Linked DNA regions of Homo sapiens: regions 2 and 3 are each linked to region 1. A link is a contact called in ENCODE Hi-C data. All regions are on one chromosome and are shown on one strand. Each heading gives the region's core, a stretch centred on a gene start or an enhancer-like site at or near the end of the contact. The rest is flanking DNA. Distances are from core to core; before and after follow the strand shown.

Region 1 (3,829 bases), core at 22-2,521:
GTTTAACCTAAGGGCAAAGGACGAGCTTTCTAGACTTTCATTTCATAAAGATCCCTCTGCCTGTGCTGTAAAAAGTGGACTGCAAAGGAGCAGGCGGGTCTGGAAGTGGAGAGACCAGGGAAGAGGCTGCTGTGGTCAGACGGCTGAAATCAGAGATAGAGAGACGCGGACAGATCTGGCAGACATTTACAAGGTCGACAAGGCTTGGCGACTAAGCAGGAAAAGAAGTGGGTGGGCGAGAGGGGGCTGCGAACGATGTTTTCCGGTTTCCTGCTTGGGTGCCACTTACTGAGAATGGGGGAAGAGGCAGGTGCAGGGCACACCCACCGAAAACCAGAGCGCCGAGTGTGAGCAGGGCTCGCTAACTCCTCACGGCCTGGGATTTCAAGGCGACGCCAACCAGCTGTGGCCACGGATACACAGCCACAGGTATGAGCTGCGAGCACTCACGAAACTCTGCAGGGCCGAAAAGGAATTGGAGTTTAAACCCTGCAACTATCTCTCTGGAAGAGCTAAACCACATTGTCAACCCGGGATAATCCAGGCCCCAGGCATGGAAGGCAGCAGAGACGGAAGCCTCGTCCAAAATTGGAAGGATCAGCCCCCAGGGCGAGTATCTCACAGTCAGCACCCGGCCGCCCCAGCCCTCGCAGCACCGCTTCCCGGGGCCACTCCTCCGCCGGCGGTAGCGCCGTCCGTTTCCCAGCTTGCCGCTGCCTTCCGCCGCCTGACCCGGCCTTCCGGCACTCGGCCGGCCGCCAGGTCTCCCGCCCTCGGAGCTCGGTGCCCCGTGCCCGACCTCCCGGCCCCGGGCTCGGTTCCCCTGGCCAGGCCTCCCGCTGCCTGGCCTCCCCGGCCCGGCCTCGCGCTGCCCGGCCTCCCCGGTCCCAGCCCAGCCTCCCGCCCCCGGGCCAGGTCTCCCCTCCGATGACCTGAGGCCTTTCCTTAGGTTACCCCCAGGTCCCTCTCCCTAAATCAAAAGCCTTAACCCGCTGCCTGGCTTCCCCGGCCCCGGCCCAGGCTCCCGCCTCCGGGCCAAGTCTCTCGCTCCGCGGGCTTCACTGCTCGCCCCCGCCCGGGCGAGGTGGCAAAACAAACACTCCGCCTTCCAGACCGGGCAGGTACCCGGGCGGGCGCAGGGCCTGGGAGAACGCAGGGAGCGGGGGCAGGGCTGACGGCCCGGAGCGAGGGCGGCAGTCACCGCACAGCCTCCTCATACCTTCTACAACCGCCTCACAATAGCACCCATCCGCTAGGAGCCGCGTCTGCACTGCTTCCGCGGCCCGCCGCCGGGAGATGTGCTCCAGCGCCAGCCCCGCCTCCCGCCCGCCCCTGTCGGCCCCTCGCGCCGCCTCCGCTGCGGCCCGTCCCCTAGCTCCCGCCCGCCCGAGAACCCAGCCCCAGGCTGGGCCCCAGGAGGCGCCCGCCCACCGCAGCGCGCCCCGCCCCCGCGCCCCGCGTCCTCACGCCCTGGTCCCGCCCTCGCGTCCCGCGCCAGTCCTCCCGCTTTGGTCCCGCCCTGAGGCTCGGCCCGGCTCCCCCGCCCCGGATTTGAAATCTAGGTCTTCCTGAGAGTCCGCGGGCTTCCGCTCCCAGCGCGGGATTCTGGAGGGAAATTGAGGGAGACTTGGAAACCGCGCCAGGCCCAACGGGTACCTAGAAGGGAGACAAAGCCAGGCCTGCTGCCCAGTTTGAGCTCTGGGAAGAAGAGGAGCAGGCCGGGACGCCCACCGGTAATTTCTGTCTCCTCTGCGATGACCTGAGGCCTTTCTTTGGGTTACCCTCAGGTCTCTCTCCCTAAATCAAAAGCCTTAACCTCCTGTCATCAGGGTGCCAGGCTAGAAATAACCAGGTCCACGCATGCTGTGTTTTCCACCATGTCAGGCTGCTGTGGACGCTCTTTCGATCACAAAAGCCACGAGCTGCGTGGAGTTCCCAAGGAGGCAGTTCTCAGCACTTGCTGGTCACTGGGTAGTCAGAGCCTGACACACAGGCTCAAGCCGCTCACGCATCATAGTAGTGTACTTAATCCACATATAAATGTTACAAGTTAAGCATCCCACAACAAAGTAGCATTTAACATCATGAGGAAAAAGAGATGGGGCAAAGAGATTAACGAACCAATCCAGAGGGAGTGAAGAAGAGGAAAAGAAGCCTGGTTTGGGCCGAGAGGTCCTTCTGCAAAGACGGCGTCAATTAAGCCGGCTGTTGGGAGCTGCCGAAGGCCCCATCTTTTATAGTCACAGAGTCCTGTGGTGAGAACTGGTAATGGAAGAGAGTGCTTGTTTGTGTCCTTACCTGGCTGGATGCGGACTATTTTTTTATTTGTTTATTAAAGTATAGTATGCTTGTTGGCAAATGCCTTATGAAATGTAAAAATGGGGTCTTCTCCTAAGATGGAGTTATTAATGGTTACGTCAATGGTGTGCTATATACACTGCCCTACCGATCCCCTTCCTATTTTGGGTCGTGAACTCATTTCAGACCCTGAAGCAAACTGTGAATCATTTTCGCAGAAGAATTCACCAACACATGTGAGCACGACATTCTGCATCAGATTTCAAAAAGTTCTTGACATTCAGAAGTCAGATTCAGGGACCCCATGGCAGAGCCTGTTTCTAACACTTGCGCCTATTCGACTATAGGGACTATATTCTGCACAGAAATATACTTAGTTTTATATATGGTTACCCCTTGCTGAGTTTATTGCATGCTTTTACATTTTCATAATACATTTGTTTGTTTCAGCCTTTCAACAATCCCTCGGGATAGGAATTCCAATTTAAAGAGGATAAGGTTTAAAGAGGTTAAGGCCGAGTTTAAAGAGGTTAAGTCCCGGCGCGGTGGCTCATGCCTGTAATCCCAGGACTTTGGGAGGCCGAGGCAGGTGGATCACGAGGTCAGGAGTTCGAGACCAGCCTGGTCAAGATGGTGAAACCCTGTCTTTACTAAAAATACAAAAAAAATTAGCCGGGTGCAGTGGTGGGCACCTGTAATCCCAGCTACTTGAGAGGCTGAGGCAGGAGAATCGCTTGAACCCGGGAGGCAGAGGTTGCAGTGAGCTGAGATTGCGCCACTGCACTCTAGCCTGGGCAACAGAGCAAGACTCTGTCTCAAAAAAAAGAAAAAAAAGGGGTTAAGTAGTTTGCTGTTGCTAAAAAGACAGTCACAGGAGTTAAACTCAGATCCCACAAATAAGACTTAGGCCTTTCTTTATCCCTCCTGAATTGAGTGAACACCAATGTTTGACAGTCCTTTTTCTGCCTCAATAAAACTGAGAAATAGGACCCACTCCCAACCTTAACAGTGGCTCTGCAGAGCAGTAATTTGCAAAGAGGGGACTAGTGTGGTTGAACTAGTCCTTATCCTATTGTGATGCCCAAACCCCTTCCTGTGCTAAACTTTCTTGCCAAATTAGCAAGCATTAGCAGCAGTTTTCTGGTTTCCTGTAAATCATACTAATTTACTTAGTCTGTGAACTTTTTTTTTTGAGACGGAGTTTCACCCTTGTTGCCCAGGCTGGAGTGCAGTGGTGCAATCTCGGCTCACTGCAACCTCCGCCTCCCGGGTTCACATGATTCTCCTGCCTCAGCCTCCCAAGTGGCTGGGATTACAGGTGCCTACCACTAGGCCCAGCTAATTTTTGTATTTTTAGTAGAGATGGGGTTTCACCATGTTGGCCAGGCTGGTCTCGAACTCCTGACTTCAGGTGATCCACCCACCTCGGCCTCCCAAGTGCTGGGATTACAGGCGTGAGCCACCGTGCCCAGCCAAACATTTTAATTATAGCCAAACAGTAGGCTGGAGGCAGTGTCTTCTGGCTGAAGCC
Region 2 (4,040 bases), core at 367-2,866, 780 kb after region 1:
TATGCTAAACATACATACTTACTCCAATCCTCAGAACAGTATTAAATAGGTACCAATACAGTTTTTCTCATTTTACAAATCCTTTGTCACATTTCTATAAGGGTCACTGTTTTTATTTATTCTAAAATTGTAATCTTTTGAAAGATCATATACCCTTTGTCCCAATTCTACTTCTGAGAATTTATTCTAAGGAAACAATCAAGAAAGTTCAGGACAAATTTAGCTTCATGTTGTCCATTTATTCTACCGTTGTTCATCACAGAAAAATAAATGGAAACCACTTAAATAGCTATTAATAAGAAATCAGTTAAATAAAGAATACTACCAAACAAACTAGTATGTACCCATTTAAATAAAAAATATTTAAAGATACTGAAGATAAAAGTTAGACAGGAAAGAACAAATTTTAACTCTGCTACTTACTGTACAATTTTACACAATTTAACTTATCACTTAAGTCTGTTTCTCTTCTGTAAAACTGGAAAAATACACAACTTCCCAGGGTTGTTATGAAGATTCCACAAGACATCATTCATAAAAGCACTAGTCTTCCTAGACTTCCGAATTAGCTGAGATACTCTCTGAAGAAATAATACTGAGGCTGAGATCTGAAGGGTGAGTGAAGGTGCAATAGCCCATTCCAGGCAGGGCCATCGATGAGTGAAGATCTGCTTAAAAGACCACTTAGGTGACTACCCCAGATGGATAGATCTCAAGGCCAAGGATGGTAAGAGTGGCGACAGTGACAACAGACAGACATTTAGAAGTAGCATCTATAGGACTTGATTATTGACTGCATGTCGGGGAGTTGAGAAGAGGGAGATGTCAAGGATGATTTCCAGGTTTTGGGCAGGCACAACAGGATGTATGGTGGTGCCATCTACAGAGTTGGGGGTTCCTGGAGGAAGAGCAGGTGTGGGCTGTGGGGAAGTGGAAATGCTCAGTTTGGAACTTGCTGAGCTTGAAATACATATGAGCTATCCAAGTGGAGGCACGGTTAGCAGATTTGTGGGTCTGGAGCTCAGAAGAAAGGTCTAACTTAGAGATAAAATTTTAGGAGAACGCATAGGGTGTAAAGCGTCCCTGAAGAGCACCACCATTTAGGATAGGGATTGGAGAACCTTGCTGAGCAATGAGACAGGAGAGAAACCAGGGGAGGGAAATACCACGGGAACTAGGGGAATATAATATCCGAAGAAAGTTGCGCCTGTCCCAGGTTAAGCCCTTCTTGCAAGGCTTCAAAAACGCCGAAGTCTCTCAAAATACTTTCACACAGAGAAGTAGCAGGGGGTGCGTGTCCAAGGTGGCCGAGGCGGGGTGCACACTTGTGTAGGGCACTTTCCCCCCGGCCCAGCGCGGAGACAGGCGAACTGGAGAGCCGCCCTGCCCACGCAGCTCGCAGCTGCCATCTTGGACCCCGGCAGGACCAGCTCCTTTCAGGCGCTGTGAAGCCCGCTCGTGGCGGCTGCCAAAGTCCGGGGAAAAACACAGGGGTCGGTGACGAGCAGAGATACTCACCATGTCCGCGACGTGGCGGTGACACGGGCGCTGACGCCTGCCCAAAAGTTCCGGGGGCCGGCCCTGAAGTGGTGTCACCGCACGGCCCAGGGGCGGGGCCCGGGCGGACCAACTACAACTCCCGACATGCTCGGCGGCATGACGTCACGGAGCGTACCACACCGCAGTCCCTCGCGGACGGCGAGGCGGGGCGGGTAGCCGAAGACTTATGTTTGGTAAATTCTATTAGTTAAGTCTTTTCTGTCCTACAGAAGCTCACACATCCTTCTGTGTGTTCTTCGATGCGGATTCGAATCTCCTCGTATCCTCCCACAGCGTGCTTGGAATGGATTCTCCCGTACCCGGGGCAACACATCACACAATAAACGCCAGCTGTGGTGGAACGTGCAGAGGCGCTGCGCAGCCCAGGCGTGTCGCGCGCTTGGGAACCCTCGCCGCTCCCGCAGCGCAGTTAACGTGGACAAGCTGGGGCAACCTGGACGAGCTGGGGCAACCTGATCTCGGCTGTCGGAGTGGGTGTCCTCAAGAAAGGTGACTTGGTCCTCGCGGACGCCAGGTGTTGCCCCTTAGATACCTGCCACCTCCCAGCCTCCGTTTCCTCTCTGGGAAACAGACTCCTCATCACCTCCTCCAGTTTTCTGCCCCTTCTTCACCTCTCCTGACGCTCCATCCGTACCTTTTGCAAGGGAACGTGCCATAATTCGGCTATGCTCTATTTTCTTGTCTAATAGATTGTAAGCTCCTTGCGGGCAGCATCTATGCCTTCTTAAATCTGTTTCTAGTTTCTACCAGCAAGCTTGCCCCGAAGGGGATTGCAGAATATCTGTTAAATAAGTGAATGAATAATTTTGTAAATGTTGCTCAATAAGAGTTAAGTAGTGGCGGGCCGGGCGCGGTGGCTGACGCCTGTAATCCCAGCACTTTGGGAGGCCAAGGCAGACGCATCACCTGCGCTCACGAGTTCGAGGCCAGCCTGGGCAAAATGGTGAAACCCCTGTCTCTACTAAAAATACCAAAAAAAAAAAAAAAAAAAAAAAAAAAAAAAAAAAATAGCCGGGCATGGTGGCGGGTGCTTGTAGTCCCAGCTACTCGGGAGGCTGAGACAGGAGAATCGCTTGAACCCGGGAGGCGGAGGCTGCAGAGAGCCAAGACAGCTCCACTGCACTCCTAGCCTGGGCAACAGAGAGAGACTCCGTCTCAAAAAAAAAAAAAAATTAATAAGAAAAAAGTTAAGTGATGGGAAAGTTCTAGGCAAGAATTTCTTCCCTCCCTCCTCCCTGGCTCGCTTGTGTGCCGGGAGCTGCGCAGATGCGGGGATACCGTGAGAGGGAGGAACCTGTCTCAGCTCCTGCCCTTGTGCCGTGGAGCTTTGAAATATAAGGTAAATGAAAGTACTAAATCTTGACTGAAGTTTGGTTTTAAAGCATCTCTGATTAATGGAAGAGGTAGGATGTGGGGAAGGGCGTTGTATTTAGTTATGTTTCAGTTTAAAATGAATCTTCACTTGCCCCTTTGGTGTTACGTATTAGCAATGATTCATGCTCAGGTGAGCCAGTTTCAGGCAGGCTTGCAGAGAGGCACTCAAACAGCTTGCTTTAAATTTAAGGTAAAAGGCCGGGCGCGGTGGCTCACGCCTGAAATCCCAGCACTTTAGGAGGCCGAGGCAGGTGAATCACTTGAGGTCAGGAGTTTGAGACCAGCCTGACCAACATGGTGAAACCCCGTTTCTACTAAAAATACAAAAATCAGCCGGGCGTGGTGGCAGGTGCCCGTAGTCCCAGCTACCTGGGAGGCTGCGGCAGGAGAATTCCTTGAACCCAGGAGGCGGAGGTTGCAGTGAGCTGAGATAGCGCCTCTGCATTCCAGCCTGGGCGACAGAGCGAGACTCCATCTTAATAAGCAAAGAAATAAATAAATTTAAGGTAAAAGGTTCTTACCAGCCGGGCGCGGTGGCCCACTCCTGTAATCCCAGCACTTTGGGAAGCCGAGGCAGGTGGATCACCTGAGGTCAGGAGTTCAAGACCAGCCTGGCCAACATGGTGAAACCCCGTCTCTACTAAAAAATACAAAGTTAGCTGGGCGTGGTGGCAGACGCCTGTAATCCCAGCTACTTGGGAGGCTGAGGCAGAAGAATCGCTTGAACCTGGGAAGCGGAGGTTGCAGTGAGCCGAGATCGCGCTATTGCACTCCATCCTGGGCTACAAGAGCGAAACTCTGTCTCAAAAAAAAAAAAAAAATGGTTCTTACTTTGGATTACAAACTGTGAGGACTAACCCAATGTTTGTTTTCTTCACTTATGTATGCCCAGTGCTTAGCTCATAATTGGTGCTTTAAAAACTTTAGAATGGGATAGAGGTAAGTATTCTTAGCTCCTTGGGCCTCTTCCTTTTTAAAAATAACATGTCTACTATTAGAAATTAATTTCTGGCCGGGCGCGGTGGCTCATGCCTGTAATCCCAGCGCTTTGGGAGGCCGAGGTGGGTGGATCACTTGAGGCCAGGAGTTCGAGACCAGCCTGGCCA
Region 3 (3,970 bases), core at 1,471-3,970, 930 kb before region 1:
GCTTGTTTGAATATGGATCCAAACAAGGTCCATCATTATATTGTTTCATTTCATGTAGAACAGTCCCGTCCCCCTTTATATCCCCTATTGACTTGATGAAGAAATGGGTCAGTTGTTTTGTAAAATATCCCACATTCGGGGTTTAGTTAATTGCAACCCCAGGGTGTTTATGTAACTTGTTCCTCTATCTACTGTTTTTCCAATGGACTGGGAGTTAGAGTTACAAGCTAGCCTGAGCTCAAATTCTTTCTCCTTCTCATCCTCCCTCCAGTTCTTCTCTCCTCTACTTCCTTCCTTTCACCCTCCTTCTCTCTCCCTCACTCCTTCCTTCCATCTTTCCTTTTTTTTTTTTTTTTTCAGAATAAGGCTATTTCATAGGTGATATTTCCCATCACCACACTTCTGTCTCGTCTCGCTTTTCGTGGTAAGACTGATCAATGGGTTTAGAGGATGGCAGCCTAATTCCTTTATCATAAGGTTCAGCTAAACAGCCATCGATGCAATTGTCTGAATTGAATGACGCTCATTGCATTGACGCATTGATCGCTGTTTAGCTGAACTGTATATTTAACTTAAATGTTTTAAAATTAGAAGTTTTTCAATTGGAAGTTGCAAAATGTAATTAAAGAATGCTATTCTGCATTCATTGACTGGAATTCTTAGAGAATTTTTTTTCCTCATCCACTAGGTCTATTTAATTACCCTACAATATAGTTCCTACAGCAAAGAGAACTTTTTTTCTTAATTCAGCCCATCAGACAAGGAAGCAAAGATAATTTTTAATAACCTAATTCCTTCTCTTTATTTGTAATTTTCTTCCTTTTTTTTTTTTTTTTTTGAGACGAGCCTAACTCTGTCACCCAGATGGGAGTGCAGTGGCATGATTTTGGCTCGCTGCAACCCCCGCCTCCCGGGTTCAAGTGATTCTCCTGCCTCAGCCTCCCAAGAGTAGCTGGGATTACAGGCGCGCACCACCAAGCCCCGCTAATCTTTGTATTTTTAGTAGAGACGGGGTTTCACCAGGATGGCCAGGCTGGTCTCGAACCCCTGGGCTCTAGTGATCTGCCCGCCTCAGCCTCCGAAAGTGCTGAGATTACAGGAGTGAGCCCCAGCGGCCGGCCTCTGTATTTTTAATTTTCAGTGTAACGAGTTGGTGGCCCTCCTATCTCTAATGTTATCCCAGAGCTTCGGTGTTTGTGCTTCGTGCCCTCTCCGTTTCTCCCCTGTTCTTATGGAATAATGATGTGCATTAGGAGCCTGGGGTCAGGAGTCCAAGGTTAGGGTGAGGGCTTTCCCGTGGTGTTGGCAGCAGCTGGCGCCTGCGCCCTCCGTGCAGGAGAGCAGCTCCCTCCAGCGGCTTCCCTCGCGCTTTGTGCCTTGCCCACCGCTCAGACGCTCTGCTCTGAAAAGTAAAGTTCACAAGGTATCTTCAGCTGCAAGGATAAAATCAAGAAGACAACTTCAAACACAACCTTTATCAACTTAAAATCAATATTAATGTACGAATGGTCCGAATGGTCACCTTGGGAAATCAGTGAAAGGGCCTGACATGGAGAAGAGATTAAATTATGTTTAATAAATGTTCATTTTATGTTCATTCTTTGAAAACGGGCACTCATTGAGTGACAGATCTTTTACCACACACAAACACTAACAGATACGCGTAACTGCGCCCTGCGACATTTTATTTTCCGGCTGCTCCCCCTCCGCTGTCAGGTGGGCAGTGTCCACGGTGCTTAGGGGAACAGGAGGGGTTCCGGTGCTGCTTCCCTTCCGTGCACAGAAAATCCACCCAGGCTGGCGCGGCGGCTCACGCCTGTAATCCCAGCACTTTGAGTGGCTGAGGGGGGCGGTTCACTTGAGGTCATGAGTTCGAGACCAGACTGGCCAACACGGTGAAACCGTCTCTACTAAAAATAAAAACCGTCTCTGCTAAAAAAATTAGCCAGGCTAGGTGGCGCGCCTGTAATCCCAGCACTCTGAGAGGACAAGGCGGGTGGGTCACCTGAGGTCAGGAGTTCCAGACCAGCCTGGCCAACAAGGTGAAACCGCATCTCTACTAAAAATACAAAAATTAGGCCGGGCGCGGTGGCTCACGCCTGTAATCCCAGCACTTTGGGAGGCCGAGGCGGGCGGATCACGAGGTCATAAGATCAAACCATCCTGGCTAACACGGTGAAACCCCGTCTCTACTAAAAATACAAAAAAATTAGCCGGGCGTGGTGCGGGCGCCTGTAGTCCCAGCTACTCGGGAGGCTGAGGCAGGAGAATGGCGTGAACCCGGGAGGCGGAGCTTGCAGTGAGCCGAGATCCCGCCACTGCACTCCAGCCTGGGGGAAAGAGCCAGACTCCGTCTCAAAAAAAAAAAATAAAAAATAAAAAATTAAATTAGCCTGGCGTGGTGGCAGACATCTGTAATCCCAGCTACTGGGGAGGCTGAGGTGCGAGAATCATTTGAACCCGGGAGGCGGAGGTTGCAGTGAGCCGAGATCGCGCCACTGCACTTCAACCTGGGCGACAGAGGGAGACCTCATCTCAAAAAAAAAAAAAAAAAACAAAAGAGGAAACAAACAAACAAAAAACCTACACCAGCCCAGCCTCTCTAGCGAGGCTCACCCGCCCGCCCGGCCCCCGCACCCGGTCTCGGCTTCTCTGGCCAGGCCGCGGGGCCGTTCGGCGCGGGGCGGGGCGTCGGGGAGTTTCCGCAGCGGTTAGACCGGCCAGGGGACCTCGGGACAATGAGCCTTTCTGTTTTAAAGCCGGAACCCAGCCGGGCCGCGCCGCGAGGAGGCTCCCCTGAGGCTGGCAGGAGAGACCTGCAGAAACTCGTGCGCGCCGAGCGAGGCGGGCGCCCTGGGGCTGGGGCACGCGGCCGGCGGGGGCCGCCAGGGAGCGGCCGTGGCGGGACCAGGACTACGGTGCGCCCCGCCGCCGCCAGCACCCGCCTTGGGAAGCCCGTCCGACGCGTACGCTGCAGGGGCCTTCAATAGGGGCTGTCGCCACCTGCACCCGCGCCGCTGCGGTTCGCAGGAAACTCCTGTGGCTTTTCGGAAGCACAATGCAGAACGCCCGGTGAGGGTTTGCAAAGCCGCCCTGGGAGATGCCGCAGTGTGAAACCTTTACGGTTGCACCTGGCCTCTCTGCTGCATCTGGCCTGTCTGCTGCACCTGGCCTCTCTGCCCCACCTGGCCTCTCTGCCCCACCTGGCCTCTCTGCTGCATCTGGCCTCTGCTGCGCCTGGCCTGTCTGCTGCATCTGGCGCCTGTTGCACCTGGCCTCTTGGCTGCAACTGGCCTCTCAGCTGCGCCTCTTTGTTGCCTCTGCAAACTCGGGTGCCCTGGAGCTTCCTACCCAGAAGTGAGTGCCGTGCACACTGCAGGTGCGAGGTGCCCCTCCTTCTGTCTGTTCTGTTTGGTTTGGCAGATGACAGCACTCTCAGTGGGGCCTGAAACCTTGACAGTCATGGCTTTCTTTGTAAGGACTCTCTTCCTTCATTAAATCGCTTGTATTTGGATTACAGAGATCTGTCATAAAGAGATTCAGTACTTAATAATAACGTGGGGAAAGGATCACCAGGTACTGTTAAGAAAAAAGCAAGGACAGAACAGTGAATACGGTAATGATCTTGTTTCGTAATACAAAACAAAACAGACACTATGCAAATACAAACCCAAAGGAAAATGATCATGCATAAAAATACTGTTTTTGGGCCGGGGGCTGTGGCCCATGCCTATAATCCCAGCACTTTGGGAGGCCAAGGCAGGAGGATCACTTGAGTCCAGGAGTTCAAGATCAGCCTCGGCAACAAAGCGTGACTTCGTCTCTACAAAAATTAAAAAGAAATTAGCCAGGCGCTGGTGTGGGCCTGTAGTCTCGGCTACTTGAAAGGCTGAGGTATGAGGATTGCTGGAGCCCAGGAGGTCAAGGCTGCATTGAGCTATGATTGTGCCACTGCACTCTAGGCTGGGCG

The links. A loop is a pair of places that touch in the nucleus more often than their neighbours do. Pooled maps may share reads with other maps.
Region 2: a loop to region 1 is called in a map of CD8-positive, alpha-beta T cell, with 5 times the contacts of the local background. The contact joins the promoter of UFSP2 here to the promoter of CASP3 in region 1. A Hi-C loop is called at or near these places in 3 of 168 maps with a recorded cell type or tissue (CD4-positive, alpha-beta T cell, CD8-positive, alpha-beta T cell and naive thymus-derived CD4-positive, alpha-beta T cell), 1 of 37 single-sample maps with no recorded cell type and 8 of 50 pooled maps.
Region 3: a loop to region 1 is called in a pooled map, with 5 times the contacts of the local background. The contact joins the enhancer-like site here to the promoter of CASP3 in region 1. A Hi-C loop is called at or near these places in 2 of 37 single-sample maps with no recorded cell type and 4 of 50 pooled maps.

Annotation. Positions count from the first base shown.
Region 1 is chr4:184,648,176-184,652,004 of GRCh38, forward strand. It overlaps CASP3 (caspase 3), which reads right to left and starts at 1,272. Exons shown (of 8, transcript NM_004346.4): 1 at 1,220-1,272; 2 at 290-456. It overlaps PRIMPOL (primase and DNA directed polymerase), which reads left to right and starts at 1,563. Exons shown (of 14, transcript NM_152683.4): 1 at 1,563-1,733. RefSeq lists silencers at 780-989, 1,000-1,579.
Region 2 is chr4:185,424,348-185,428,387 of GRCh38, forward strand. UFSP2 (UFM1 specific peptidase 2) reads right to left here and starts at 1,617. Exons shown (of 12, transcript NM_018359.5): 1 at 1,519-1,617. The coding sequence starts at 1,521. CFAP96 (cilia and flagella associated protein 96) reads left to right here and starts at 1,907. Exons shown (of 8, transcript NM_001114357.3): 1 at 1,907-2,049. RefSeq lists enhancers at 1,381-1,490, 1,561-1,920.
Region 3 is chr4:183,720,156-183,724,125 of GRCh38, forward strand. No RefSeq gene overlaps it. Among named protein-coding and RNA genes, the nearest start is that of TRAPPC11, 63 kb to the left of the region's middle. RefSeq lists a silencer at 2,547-3,076 and enhancers at 3,028-3,789, 3,187-3,236. Within about 2 kb of position 2,721, at least 20 of the 41 ENCODE cell types and tissues checked have a DNase peak (open chromatin) inside an H3K27ac peak, as active enhancers do.